Linked DNA regions of Homo sapiens: region 2 is linked to region 1. The links are chromatin loops, found by intact Hi-C in ENCODE. Cell type or tissue: PC-3. All regions are shown on one strand.

Region 1 (8,000 bases):
TTTTCTGTCCATTACCATCCAGGCAATTTGGTGGTGGACAACTAATCTGTTATCTTTTTCTTTCTTTCACTTAATGTGAAAGAATTCACTTAATGAGAACAAGAATTGATTTCATGTTTGCTATCCCTTCATCCCCTTTCCCCAGGTTTTCTGTGCCAGAGATATAGAGCTGACTGAATCAAGAAAAAGTCTCATCAAGCAGAAGAAATAGCAACTAATGTGTTATTTATGTGATACAGTGTTTTTTGCATTTTGTGTTTTTTATTTTTCATTTTTATGAAAAAACAGTTGGAATGCCAAAGATGGAGAGTCTCAACACATGCTCCATTTAATCTCTGATTGTTAAAAGTCAGACTGTTAAAAAAAAAAAGTGCTGTTTTTAGTAGGAAAATCCAGAGCTTCTACACACATTAGCTGAAATAGTATTCAGTCTCTACAAATACCTTGTAATGGATCCAAGAAGGAGAAAAAATTTCTTTTTATCTGTCATTTTCACTAATGCATTGAACCTAGAATATATGAGTTACATGTGCTCCTTTATCTTATTCTGTCCTTCACTTTTCTTGTTTCCTTGTTTATAAATACAAGTTTCTACACTGTAAAAAAATGCATGGTTGTTCTGATTTATTTCACACCAAGTTTATGTCTACTCTTGCCATTTTCATGTGCATTCACAGAAATCTTCTATTCAATTAGCCATCTGGAGTAAAGAGTCTTTCTTTTCTGTAATATTTGGTATATTAGGGACCTCAGTTTTCTCTGTTTTATCATAATCTGAATTCTCTTTGTCCATAGCATATGTTACCTATTTTTGTAAATTTTATACTCCTATAAAAATATTTTTTCTCTAACATGACATTTTAAAACTAGAAGAGGCCTTTGAGGCACCTAGACCAAAACCCAAAATTCTTTTTTCTCATTACAAAGAAAGAGTAATAGAGCCATGAAGTCATACCTGAAACCCACATATCCTGACTTCCCATCTAGCTCTTTTTGTAGGCCTGTGTATAATCTCAAACTATTCTTATTCCTCAACTTCTGGCTTTAGTCCATAGGTAAGGCAACTATTAATTTCCTGTAGGTAAAAGGGTTATGTACACTTGAATTTTGAACAATTTCCTTGCAATTAATTTTTCTCCTGGAGTCCAAGAATATAGCTTGGGAGCTAAACTTTTTAAAGTTATTTGAATGGCACTGTCTCATTCTGTCTCTCTTTCTCTGCTCTTTCTGTCCCTTCCCCCTTTCTTTGCTCCCTTGCCTCCTCTCATCTCTCTCTACTCCCCTTTTGTCTTTCCCTGTCCCCACTTCCCCCACCCCTCTTTCCAAAACCTTCTAAAATTTGATCGCAAAAGTTAGTGCAACAAGTTTTGTTCCTGTTTTAGTTCACAGCTGATTGTAATGAGCCATTATACTTACGACTTTTGAATTGTATTGCTTCTTCATTTGTGTAAAAACCCTACTAAGCAGCAGTTTGTACACTGGTGACAGCAACAGAATCATGTGTTATTTTCTGAAAGATGTGGTGAGATGGAAGTACTGGAAGTATGCTACCACTCTGGCATGACACATTCAGTTTTCCCTTGCTAATTCATATATTTTTTCAATAAGGTGTTATTAGCCAATCTTGAGGAGCTGAGACAAAAGATGATGTGATTCAGGATCTAGTGAAATGCCAAACTATGCATCTTTCAGAGTTTTGCAGATAGAACATCGTCCATTCATTAACTATTCAAGGAACTACTCTGTGCCAGGTACTGTACTAGACATTAATGATACAAAGGTGGATGAGGCACAGATTCTGCTTTGAGGAACTCATGCTTCTTTAGGACGATGGAGAAGTAAGCCCAGATAATGTATGAGCTCAGCAGTGGAGCATATCACTTAGCAGAGGAGAAAGGGGACTTTAAAAATTATCAGGAATGATTCCTGAAGGATGTCACAGTTAAACTGCCTCTAAGGATGAATAGGGGTTAGCATGTAAAAGATAGAAGAGAAATCTAGGTCGATGAATATCATTTACAACAAACTGATGTTATGACAATAAATGTCCTTCCTGTTCTTGGAACTGCAATGAACAAAAATTTATAAATTTTAGGCAATGTTTTTCAACTCCCAAAACAAGGTAAGGAAATTGCAATGATGTCCTCTGTACTAAAGAATCCAGCTACAGAGTTCTAAGCCTGCTCCCTTTTTATGTCCAATTGGATAATTCCAAAAGGTATTATTATTTGCCACACTTGCTCTATTTACCACTTTTTCCTCACCAAACACACATAATCAGCAGCTGATAGTGGAAGAGATGGGGGAAGGACACAAAGGGGAGTACAATGGAGAGATGACTGAGCATGAAGTCAGCAGTCTAAAGCCCACCCACAGCTCCAACCGTCTCCCAGTCTCTGATCTTGAAAATAGCATTGAACCCCTCTGCACTTCAGTCCGCTCAGCTTTTCATTGGGACAGAACAATATCTTTACTTCTTGACAACATAATGAAGAGTAACAAATGAGAAATAAGGAAGTAATATAGAAAGTGTACAGCATTCTACAGATATAAGATATTACTATCTATATATAGGGTACATATAACAGCCCCGTCTGTGCAGAAATAATGCACACATCCATCTATATGCCAAGGGAATGAAGGGAGCATGTGCTGTTTCCCAAACTGATAAACCCCATGTCTGTTCAGTACATAGGTTCTGTACATTTCCTTTATAGTTCTTCATACCTGTAATAGTTAATGTTCACTTTCTCTGTTAGGTCTGAGATTGTATTATTCACTACCATATTCCCTGCACCTAGTAAACTGCCTGGGAATATGCTAGAGGGGAGGAACCGACATAGTTCTCAGTAAATCTAGTCTGACTAAAGAATGAAGGTTTTAAACCTGAATTATATGGGTTTAAACGGGTCAGCATTTTACTAGCTCTGGAGACATAATATTTTAATTGTACACAAAGCAATATTTGATTGAAGAGATTAATTTCCAGTGGCTTTTCTTACATGGTAGTTTTGGCCAGCTTTGATCCTTTTTGAACATGCATAGGAGTACTCTCAGCCACATTCCATTTCTTCAATGCACAGTTGTTAGATATCTACAATATAGGTTTATGGCATTTAACTATGTTCTGTGCAGAGAAACAAGAAGTATTTAATTGAAGCCTCCTATCCGTATAAAGTTATCTGGCCATTCAAATTAACGAGTGTTCAAGAGTGCAATGAGGAGTTCAGGCCAAAACAGTACAGTAGTTTAAAGGAAGGAAAGACATGGGCTAGTTGGGGAATGATTTCATGGTGCATTAAAATAATAGCCAATGTTTATTGACTTCTTGCCAAGTGCCAGGCATTGGCCTAACTCTTTTATACATATTAACTCATTTAATGCTCACAACAACACTTGACTTAGGTACCATTATATTCTCATTTTAAATTCAAGGAAATCATGGCTGACTGTGGCTTAGTAACTTGCAAATTTCCATAGCAATAGAGCTAAATCTGAACCTACGCAGTCTCACTCCAGCACCTACACTCTAAATCACTATAATATGCCTCCTCCAATAAACCTTCAGGGCTGAGTCAGATGTGATTAGTCAGAGAAAAACAAATAAGAATGGGGGAAGAGTGAGTAAGAGCAAAGGCATGGAGGTAGGATAAGAATAGCCCAGTCAGAATGTAGGTGTATTAGGCCATTCTTGCACTGCTATAAAGAAATACCAAAGACTGGGTAATTTATAAAGAAAGGAGGTCTAATTGGCTCTTGGTTCTGCAGTTTGTATAGGAAGCATGGTGCTGGCATCTGCTCAGCTGCTGGGGAGGCCTCAGGAAACTACAATAAGGGTAGAAGATGAAGGGGAAACAGGCACATCACATGGCTAGCACAGGAGCAACGGGGTCGGAGCTATACACGTTTCAACAACCAGATCTCATGAGCACTCACTCACTATTGGGATGACAGTACCAAGAGGATGGCGCTAAACCATTCATGAGAAATCTGCCCCCGTGATCCAACCACCTCCCACCAGACCCCCTCTCCAACATTGGGGATTACAATGGAACATGAGATTTGGGTGTGGATACACACCTAATCCATATCAGTAGGATTACAGCTGAGCAATAGCAGAAGTCTGATCTGGAAAGTTCAGATGAACTGATGCTATGAAGCCTTGAAAGATAAACTGAATAACTAGTAGAGACTGATTAATGAGAGTTCAGCCAAGTTTAAATATGTTAATACAGTGATGTGCAGAGGTATGCAATAGAATCTGTGCCTTCTGGCCTTTGAGGCAACTTTACTTTTCCAGAAAGAAGAGCATGCCCATCTCTGAACATTCTGCTTTGGCTGCCTCACAGCCATCCCTTGCCCTCTTCCTAACAGCCCTGATTTCCATGTGGGCATCCATCAGGCTCCATAGCTGGAGAGGGTGAATGAGGCTAAGCCAATCAGAGACTCTGGGCTCTCTGACAAAAGAGATAGTCAAATCTGCATTACCTTCAGACTTTTCCTTGAGGTGTTTAGACAAACAATGGGGTTGAGAGTAAGAATATAAGGCCAGAGGAGCTAGGCCAGGAATAAACCCGACTCACAGGGTAGAGCACAACAATGAGAAATGGAGCTCAGACTCTCATGATATCATTGATCTATGAATCCCACATGCCTGAAGCCCACCCAACTTCTGAACTTTTCAGAAAAGTGAACCACTATATTCTCTTTGTTATTTAAGCAGGTTTGAGTAGGTTATCTATTACTACAATAAAATAGTAAGTAATACACTGCTTCATGATAAGGATTTCACCTTGATTTTAGGACAACTAGAAGCTCTCTCTGAGCTGGGTGACACAGCTCATAATATTGTCTCCTTCTTTTCATGACCTGCTCTTCAGGACATCACCTGGACAAATCCCAGTGATTTTTTACAGTTCAGCCCTGAAGCCTCAAATCCCAAGTCAGTATCATCTTTCGCAGGACTGCTGACATCTCTGCAATCTGGAGCTTATAAAGACACTGGGGTGACCGAGGAATAGCTGTATATCATCCCCAGGGTTTTCACATCAAAGGACCCAGTGGAGGCCTCATCCTGTTCAAAATGACAAATTAAAATGAATCCCAGAGCTTTATTCTCTAAGAACATAAGACATGTTTTCTTTTTGAACATTTCATTGCACTGTCTTCAGAATCAAGCTCTCTAAAGAATGTTATTATACCTTGAGCTTCTTGACACATTTCCTAATAATTTGAAGCTTCTGACATTTATACAATAAAAGATTGCGCTCTGCAAAAGAAAAAAAAATCAATGAATCTTTTTGGCAATCGTCCTAAATCTGTAGAGATTAAGTTCACTTCCCAGACATTGCTATTTCATATCAAACACAGAGTCACGCAGTATAATTAAGATAGTTGTAGAACCATATATTTCATGCCCTAGCTGTCTGCTTTAAACTATCTTGGGAAGTTCAGAAATAATAGGGAAGCTACATCTTAACCAGAGTAATTACATTTGCTAAGCAGAATGGGATGAGCAAGAGCTATGTAAAAGAATAAAATAAATCCACCACAAAACCAAGAACTTCTACATTCATTCTGATATATAAACCTTGTTGATAAAAAAGAAAAAAAAATAAAGGGAATAAAAAGAAGAAAGGCTCACCTCCAGTTACAACTCCCAGGAGAATGACAGCTATTATTTCCTATTGAGTTGGTACTTACCACACAGAGCCTGAACAATTCATACAGAAAAATAAACCATAACATTCCTGTTTATTATTACTTTAGCTGAGAGGTGGTGACATTAAACAGTTCTGCACTGCTGCTATAAATCAGCAGGCTAGAGATGTTCTCAGCATGGGACTAGGACTCCTTGGAAACCACTCTCAACAAAGCAACCAGCTGTCAGAATTCTTCAAATTAAACTGTTATTACAGTAGTATTCATTAGTCAGTTACTGGCTATTAAGATATTTTTATATCAGCACCATTGACATTGGCTGTTGCTTTTTAATATGCAAGTTATATATAAACATGATTCAGTGGCTCATGTGAGGATGACAGCCTCTATTAGAGCTTGGTGTCCCCTGTCTAAAGGCTGCTACAAAGGGTTGCTGTCTTATCTGTGCACACTTAAATTTCTCTGGGAAGCTGGATGTTTGTTCTGGTGGTTGGAGTGGGGAGAGGGCTAGTAATAATATATTTCAACACTAGTGTTTGCTCAGAAAAGTGATAGCTCAACGTCAGAAATTATAACTCTTAAAACTGTTACTAAGCCCCTGATGACAGTGGTTTATGCTCCTCCAACTTGACACTTTGGGTTTCTGTTTGTCTGAGATACTGGGCATGTGTTTAACTTTTGCCTGAAGTCCAGAATTAAACAAAGGATGTAAAATGGAATATGTGGAGAAGTGAAGAGGAGAATCAGTCTACAGGCTCTGGTAGAAATAAAAAGTATGACAGGTATTAATTGAAACAGTGTTCTTAGCATTTGGAAAAGTTCTTAAGTCTCAATTTAGTTTCAGGGCAAATTTAACCTAAATCATTTTATTCCAACTAGGAAAAAAAACATATACTATTAACTAGCTTAGAAAGATTAATATAATACTTACATGCATACCACAAACTCATTCACACATGGAAACCACAGAGTTTTTACTTTTCCCCAATCCTCACTTTAATCTTCATACAGCATAGGGAATACTAGCCTATTTAATTGAAATAGAGAGAATTCAGTCCAAATTGTTTATTTTGTAGATGACAAAAATGAGATTCAATGAATTAGTTTACTGGTATCAGCCTTAATTTTGTTTTCTTCCTATTTTCTAAAACATGTTGGAGCTCCCTCCTCCACTTGGAAGATAAGCCATTTCCTGATCCTCAGACCGATAAGATGCCAACAGACAGTATATAAACAATCTTTGCCTCTGCTGCAAGGAATTTTAGCATTTGTCATTCCCTCTGACTGAGAATCTGAGGTGCCCAGGGTTCAACACTGGGGTAGAGTTTGATTGGTTGTAACTGGCTTGTACCAGCTCTTAAGAGACAATTGTTAAAGTTTCAGGAATTTTGTGATCAATTAACATCATGTTAGTAGTATTCAATTGATTATTTATACCACAAACACTACAAATGGACAAAAACCACAAATCAGGGTTGTTGTTGTTGCTGTTGTTGTTTCTTCTGAAGATCCAGTTGTTACCCATTTACCAGCATACCACCGGTTCACTGCTGAGTCTCTTTGCTGCATCCAGACCAGGGAGAGCGTGCTCCACTGATGAAAATGGACACAACCAACCCCCTGAAGTTCATTTATTAAACAAATATTTAATGAATGCCTACCTGATTTCAGATACTTCGGCCACCTCCTACCATTGTGTAGAACAAGTAAGGGCTGAAATTCAGCCCACTATCTGCCTGCACACCTCAAAGGAGTCTTAAGATTGTGAAAAATGTGAAAACACATTGTTCTAAATCTCTCAAAGAGATTCACGGAACTATGGGCTTGTAGGGTGCAGTCTGTCTTGGTGTCTGTCAAGAGGGGTGCTTTTTCTTATTTACTTAAAGGGACATTCTGGACAAACGGTGGGTGCTGAATGCTGTGCATGTGCTGAAGGCACAGGAGTGTGCAAGCCAGACAAAGTCCTGTCTGCAGAGCTCACCTTCCAGAGCGGGAAGAAAATGAACATGATAATTTCAGAATGTGACCGCACCTTGAAGCAAAGCCACCAAGATGTGAGAGAGAGATGGAGGTGGTGGGAGGGGTACTGCTTTGGGGCAGGAGTTCAGGACTGGTCTCTGTGGTCTGTGTAAAGTGCACTCCAAACAGAGAGAACAAGAGCAAGTGCCCAGGGTGAAAAGGGAGTGTGTGTTACTAAGGACAGACGACAGCCCATGTTACTTGGAGCAGAGTGAGAAACACAGAGAAGGGTACAAGTTGGGGACAAAGAGGTAAGCAGGGGCCCTAGTTGTCCATGAAATGGAAGTTAGATATTATCTTTGGGTAATGAGAAGCTATTG
Region 2 (8,000 bases), 120 kb before region 1:
ACGTGGTGAATGTGTCTAGAAGAAAATTTCCAAGTGAAACTCATATATTAGTGTTTGGGTTTTTATTTCTGCATAACAAATCATCACAAAACATAGTGTCTTAAAATAATAATTACTTATTATCTCACAGTTTCTGTGGGTCAGGAATTTCAGAGCAGCTTAGCTGGGCTATTTTGGCTGGGGGTCTCATGAAGTTTTGGTCAAATTTTGGCTGAGTGTAATCTTTTTGAAGGTTAGGCCACACTAGAGGATCTGCTTCCAAGGACACGCAGACACAAGGCTGTTTGTGGGAGGCCTCAGCTCCTTGCTGGTGCACTTCTCCACACAGCTGCGTAAGTGGCCTCATGGCATGGCACTGGTTTTCCCCAGAGCAAATGATCCAACAGGCCAAGTTGGAAGCTGTGGCTCCTTTTATGACCTAGCCTCAGAAAAAAACACAGGAACTCACCCATAGTATTCTACTTGATAAGCTTTGATTCAATGGTGAAGACCAAGCTAGGGCATAAATATCAGATGGTGAAAATCACTGGGGACAGCCTTGGAGCTGACTGCCACGAAGACCAAGCCTTTGTTCAGAAAATCTCTACATCCGGGAATCCAGTTTGTGACATAATCATCAGTTCAAAATGCTCACTTAGTTTCATAATAACCTGAAGTTGACAGCTTTTTTGCTTTGAAGAATGAATCTATAAGTTTATGAAGGAAATTTTCAGTAAGTCTAAGGTTTTTGGGTTTTTTGTTTGTTTTCAACTAAATAATCTTCTCTAGTACTTTGAGACCATTATTTTCAATCAGAGAGTAAGCTTACACTCTGCTCTGAGTGAAGCATAAGGGCCCCAGTAGGTGCTGAAGTGGAAATATATTCTTCCCAAACAGTGAAAATTCTTACTCGCCAAGGAATCATTTCATCTTTTTCATCTGAGAAAGATATCAATTTTTCAAAATTTCTGTTGCCAAAAAGTTAAAAGTACCGATTTAATTCAGAATCTTACCAAATGAAAGAATTCTTTACACAGCATCCCTTACAGATGGTCAATGGGTAGTTGGACTACTTTTCATGACAGGAGGCTCTTTTCTTCGTGGGAAACAGTAAATTCATATTCAGTATAGAGCCAAAATCATCAGTTCGCTGAAACCTCAACTCAAGGATTTTAATGGTGCCTTCTGGAGCCGTGTAAAACAGGTTGGCTCTCTTTTCTGCATGATAGCCCTTTTCAAAGCTGAAGATAAGCTGTCATTTCTTGCCTTTATAAACAAGTAATAAATTTACCATAAATTGAGATTCTAACTATCTATAAGCCATTATTATTTAAATCCCCTGAGGCTACATTCTATTTATCTGGTTGTAAGTCTTCACTTTTTTTTTTTGCAGATATTGTTTAATTCAAAATTTATGTTATTTTTTCTTAGTCCAAGTGTGAATTTTACTAAATGCAAAAGCGAATACTTGTTAGATGTCTTAGAGGTTGTGAATTTGATTTAGCAGCCCTCTAGAAATATGAAGCTTAACTGAAGCAAATTCCTTTTCTTCTACCTTTACATCTATTTCCCCACAGAAGGGCTTAAATATCAGATTGCAAATCCTAACTGCTACTTTCTTCTATCTGGTTGACAGGTAATCTTTGGGTTTACTTGGAGTCAGAGATGAGATTACTTAATCCCAAGAGTCCTACTTTCCCTTTTGCCTAAGGCCTTCTTGGTGTTAATCAGGTGCAAGGAGAGATGCAGAATTAACACTTTCAGGAGCAACATTTACCTTCCTCTCATTAGCTGCACTGCAGCAATAATGATGCAATAACACCCTTTATTGTTAAGGTTGCCATACTTTAAAGAAGTCTCTAGTGCACCAGAGACAGTTCATAGATATTGTTCTCAGCCATAGAGTTACCAGAGAAGAGCTCGAGTTTTGTAGACAATTTGCTCAATATTGTTATTCTTGAGGACTAACTACTTTTGAAAAATTGTCTTGCTGTTGGTGGCTGATTTGTTGCCTTTTCTTCAGCCTTCCTAAATGGTGAAATGCCTATCTTATGATAGAAATATTTCCATCTGGCTCTGTGCTCCTTTGAGCTGATGCCACATGGAAAGATTCTTCTCTTTCTCTTTATACATCAACAATTAAGATGGTTATTTCAGACTTTCTGGAGAGTCTTATCAATGCCAATAGCTATCATTGCACACAACGGTATTCTTTAAAGTGCCCTGTTGTATAGCAGTCTCAAAAATTATGTTGAAAAAGTAGTATCCCTATTCATATAATACAAGTAGTTTTTTGTAACTAGTAAAACCAGTGATCTGTGCAGGGTAAGAACAAGGTAAACATGACTTATCTCTGCATATTTATGCCCTGTTTACTTTCTTCCGAAAGTATTCAGGATGAGACGAAACTGAAAGAACTATACTCTTCAAATAAGAGAAGAAATGGCCTTACCAAAGACAGAGTCCGGTGAAATCAACTCTCACTTCAGATGCTAATATTCTGGGTTTAAAATGTAAACAATTTAAAACTCATGTTAAAACAGGCTGTTCATTAAGTTTATAGAGCCATGTTATGTGGGTAGGTGGAAAGTTAGACTGTAAAAATTTAAGACTTTGAAGATTAGGCATAGTAGGGAAATTGAAATTAAAATCTGATCCTCACTGTGACTTTTATTGCATATTTCTAATTTAAAAGTCATTAATAAAGATGGAGTATATTTCATCATTGTAAGAACTTATTGAATAGCATAAATAATTCATTTCTAGGAAAACAGAGAAATTTCTCATGATGTCTTTTGTTGGCAACTAAACTTTGAGCTCTTTGTAGGCTATATCTATGTTGGGAGAAACAGACAGACTTTAAAGAGAGTAAAATGGTCTGACTGACTTTTTTGCAGGTTATATCTGAAGAAAGATGTTGTAAGGAAATCATAGGAATGAAATAATGTCACGTGATTTCTCCTTTTATAAAAATTAAGCTCAAAAATTAGTTCTAAAGATAATATTACCTTATGTAAATGGTAGATTACATTATTGCCTCAAGACATTATTATCTTGATGAATCTATATACAGGGTTATCAAAGAGAAAAAAGACAATGCTAAATACTCCAAATGCTCTAAATAATGTTTGGATGGTCAGGGAACATAATGGTACCTTACAGCTGCATAAAAAATGCTTATCAGACAATTATAATGTACTTAACATGCTTAAAGCACTACATAATACTCAAAATGGTCTCTTTTCTATATTACCCAACTTTTAGTGGAACATTAGGAAGTTACTAAAATTATGTATTATCTCTCTTTTATAGATGACTAAACTAAAACAGAAACGTAATGACAGTAATAGATTTAGATTATAGGTCAATGAATGACTCATTTTGTGTACCTACCATTTTCCTCTCTGTATCCTCCAGGATTCTATAGCGCACTATTATGAATAAGAGTAAAGTTCTCTGGCTAAAATCTCTGTGGTTATATTGCCACATATTGCATATGGGGTAATAAATCATTGTATGGCTGGCACATGAATTGTAGGAATTTATCAACCTAACCAGGGCAGTTTTGAGAGTGAACGGGGACGCTACTAATGATTATGTCAGGACCTTATGTAGTGACTGTAAATATAAGGAGACATGGGAAAACTGTTGAGAAAAAAACAATTGTGTATATTTCTTTTTGTTTTGTTTTCCCAGAAGAGTGAGATTCCTTTTCTTATGCATATGTGAATTTTGCTTGTGTTTTGTTTTTGCCAGAGTAAGAGGTGTTTGAGGAACATAATTTCATTCTTAACCAAGACAAAGCACTTTTTTCCTCTTTACTTCTCAATTTCTCTGAAAGCATTATTCTGGTTAATCAGCCACATTCAATTAAATAGTATGAAAGATAATCATAGAGAAAATGTTCCATCTTCAGAGATTTTCCAGGATATAAATTTATGTATGTGTATTTGTACACATGTTTTTTGGTCTTTTTTTTTTTTTTTTTTTTTTTGGACATGACTTCTCACTCTGTCACTCAGGCTGGAGTGCAGTAGCATGATCATAGTTCACTGCAGCCTTGAACTCCGGGACTCAAGTGATCCTCCCATCTCAGCCTCCCAAGCAGCTAAGACTACAGGTGTGTACCACCGCACCTGGCAAATTTACTTTTTGTACAGATGGGGTCTTGCTTTTGGCCCATGCTGGTCTCAAACTCCTGGCCTCAAGAAATCCTCCTGCCTCAGCCTCCCAAAGTACTGGGATTATAGGCATGAGCTACCACACCTGGCTTTTTTTTTTTTCTTAAGCAAATTGATTGGGATAATGAAAATGACTACTGTTGAGCACTTTTTAAAGCATTCAAATGTTGCATAAATATGTTTAAATCTTCATTAAAACTTAATTTTGGAATGCTAAGAGTTACAATCTGAAACCAACAAATTCAGTGCTTACATTACCAGATTTTAATTTTTATTTCTCAATAACCTAAATAAGGAATTTTAATGCATTTATATTATTTCTAAAATGCATTCTTATTTCTACTAGCTTCCCTTATTTTTCTCTTATTCCGTTTTCTGTTTCTTATCATTTTGCTTCTTTAGCTTTTCCTTTCCTAATTATTGTTTGGTCACATTTTATTTCATTCTTGTTTTTTTGAAATACATAATTCTAACTATATTTTTTCTAGCTAGTACCATATATTATAAATTTTAAAAGTTCTGGATAAATTTTCCTAACAACATCAAAATCAATCAGTAACTTTATTAATCAGCTTTGCTTCATGACAAATAACCTCCAGGCCTCAGTGGGTTACCACAAAAAGCCCATTTCTCTCTTAGGTTTTATGTCAATTTTAACGGGTTGACTGTGGCTCTATGACATATATATATTTTTTTCATTCCAGAATCTAGGCTGCAGGAGCAGATCTGAAAAGGACATGCCATTCTTTTGCAACAGAAAAATACCAGACTAAGGCACTCGAGATTCTCAAAACTTCTGATTGAATGTGGTATATTTCATGTTTACTCACTGCCCATTAGCCAAAGCAAGTCACATGGCCAAGCCTAATATCAAAGGGGTTGGGACATAAGCTCCCCCTATAAGATGGTGCTTTATGTCACATGGCAACAGAGAGGGTAGAGAATAACTGAAAATGATGGCACTATGTACTACAGTAACTCTATCCTGTTGCTCTGACAAGATAAGATCAAAACGTACTGAGCTCATCTAAGTGTTAGAGATACTATAAGGAATAAAGCTATCCTTTTTTTATGAAACTTAAACTCAGGTTGTGATTCACCTATTTCACTGCTCTTCTGGCTTTGTATTGAAATTATCTGGAATTTGCACTAAGCTTTTCCAAACATTGACTAACTCATTTGCATGCAGCAGCCTATTCTTATTTTATGAATTGCGTATCCTCTCGAATCTCTGAGGATATGAACATCTATTTTAAATTTTTCTTCTATTTCTGGTATCAACTTCACTTTGTAAGGTGAGAGTTTATCATTTTATATAATAAATTATATATATAGGTATATATATATATATATATATAAAATGAATAATAGGTATATCTTTATGATATGTTGACTTTTCTCATGTTCATGATGATTGATCTATACCAAGGACTAAATAAGGCTTCCCCAGTTCAAGTAAATATCACTGTTCCCCAGGCAAGGTATGTGGGTTCTGTTCACAGGCCATCTGATTGTAGCAAATAATCAGTAGCAAATAAGCAGGAAAGGGCCTGGTGGATGGGAGCATATTTTCAGTTGATTTTCTCTTAAGGGACTTGGGATATTTTCTTTGGCATACAGGTGATTCTCATATATTACAAAAGGTATTTAGACCCCTCCTCTGTTTCTCTTCCTAAGCTCGAAGCCCATTCTGTAAGTTCCCCATGGACAAGTTGTCACGTTATTTAAATAACTTATCTCCAAGCTTTATCCTGAAGTCAAACATCAGAGTCAGTCACATTAAGAGTGGGCTCTGATAAAGAGACTTACAAACCTTTAAATAAATATCCAAAGATGGCCTCAGAGCCCACTTCTGCTGCCTCTGATCTTAAGGGGACTCCTGATATAGCCCAGACCAAGGAGAGATTCATGAGGCGAGTGAGGTTCTTGCCTCAGGCACAAAACTTAAGCTAAAACACACAGTAATCAACATAAATAATATTCTGGTGCAATTCTTTAAAAGATCCAAAAGTAATGCAAAATTCCATAATAGACAAAATATCAAAACCTTATATAAAGACAAAAATCACTGATGGTACTGTGCCAAGCCACAGCAGAGCATGAGGCAAAACAAAAAATCAGTAGTACAGATTTTTTGGTCTTACTTTTGATTTTTCAAAATATTTTCAAGTTTTTGGGGGACACCCTCTCAAATTTTATATTCAGTTCACTTCATTCAGCTCACCCCAGTCCTGGCTCTGGCTCAATGTCCTCCTGAGAAAACCTACCATTTTAGCAGTACTACATTATATTTGTACCATACGAGTGGTTCTTTAGCTTTGTTGGGACAAGGGAAAAATCTCATCTGTCAGCTTTAGAGCTTTTACAGCTTTCTCAGTGTAGTTGTCCACTGATGAAATATTTCATTTTTTTCTGCACCGATTATAGACTTCTTATTATTTTTCATGTTTTTGTTTCAGTAGGATTTTGAGAGAGAGAAAAGGTTAACTTATGTGTATACATGTGCTTAGTCAGCTATCTTGAAACAGAAGCCAGCAATAGACATAAAAGCAAGACAAAATAATGGTAAGATGAATTATTAAAATTTAAGGCATTTGGGGGTACATAAAAGAGATGGCATACGTAAAAATATTCAGCATTATTTTTAAGTGGCTACCATTCTATTTTCAAAAATAATGGAACAATTTGAGGTAGGTGTATTTTAGAGTTTAGAAATAAAAGGTTTGAGTAGAAAGGAAACAGATAAATTCAATCATCTAAATCCAGCCATAAAGAAATACACTAGAGACATAGGGAGACAAACTACTCTGCTTCCATTTCCTCCAAAGACTCCAAAGTATTGTATAATAGATAGCTTCACTAGAAAAGGAACACATAGCTAAGCAAATAGAGAACCTTTCAGAGGATTACATTTAAAAACTTACTAAATTCGGGTTAAAAATATAGTTAAAGACATCCCATGCTATTGTATGACGGAGACTAGCCATTGCTGACCTGTTTAGCTCTAGTGAAACCTTCCCCCTTGTGCCCTTGGCAGTTCATGTCAGGACATTAAATGACTAAATTACGTCTCAAACACTCAGGTGTTAAAATAAAAATATAATATCTACCCTTTGTTCATTGTTTACTATGTACCAGAAGGTGAGATATTATCTCATCTGCTCTTCATGATACCAGAAAAAGTAGGAATGAAAATTTTCCCTGTTTTTCAAATGAGATGACTGAGGCTGGGGAAGTCAAGTTACTTGATCAAGATTATACATTTTGTATTTGCTGAGCTGGGAGTCAAGCTCAGGCATCTGTGATCTTAAGCCTGTGCTCTCAACCATCATTTTATAGTTGTAGAAGGGGTTTCTTTCATCAATATTGGTAATCAGGCTAATTCCACAATAAACATGGACCAATAAGTAGAGAGCCCTAGTTGTCTCTTCCTCCAATAATTTTCTTTAAAACCTGTTTCTTATGACTGTGCAACTGTTCTTTGTACTTCAGTTTCTCACTTATAAAATGAAACAACGCCTAAGATTTCTACCCATTCTACAATTCTATGATTCTGTGATTATTATCAGCAGCCACTTGCCCTAAGTAAGATATAATTGCATAATCCAGTGACTTTAAAGGGTAAACTAAGAATAAGATGTAAATAGGCAGACTCAAAAGAAACCAAGGTAACACTCATAATTTCAAGAAGCTCGTTTTATTCTCATTCTCTCCCCTTCATCTTAAATCACTTCTTACTTTTTAATTGCCCCAATCTTGCCTTTGTTTTATCCTGTACTGATAGAAGTAATATGATTCCATTTGGCCTTGCTTTTCCTACCCAGCATTTCTCTACCTTTT

The links. A loop is a pair of places that touch in the nucleus more often than their neighbours do. Peaks named below come from ENCODE experiments on the same cell type or tissue, not always from the same donor. Only the 100,000 strongest peaks of a DNase experiment are listed, where the experiment ranks them.
Region 2: it touches region 1 in a loop (8-fold over the local background); 6 of 110 quality-filtered maps call a loop at or near these places.

What each region holds. Positions count from the first base shown.
Region 1 is chr5:125,273,298-125,281,297 of GRCh38, reverse strand. The region is part of intron 4 of LOC101927421 (a long non-coding RNA gene); the gene reads right to left. Among named protein-coding and RNA genes, the nearest start is that of LINC02240, 220 kb to the left of the region's middle. In PC-3, no CTCF peak of the experiment used is centred here; a DNase peak (open chromatin) is centred at 3,577; H3K27ac peaks cover 1,439 bases.
Region 2 is chr5:125,397,338-125,405,337 of GRCh38, reverse strand. No RefSeq gene overlaps it. Among named protein-coding and RNA genes, the nearest start is that of LINC02240, 92 kb to the left of the region's middle. In PC-3, no CTCF peak of the experiment used is centred here; a DNase peak (open chromatin) is centred at 3,467; H3K4me3 peaks cover 1,164 bases; H3K27ac peaks cover 3,166 bases.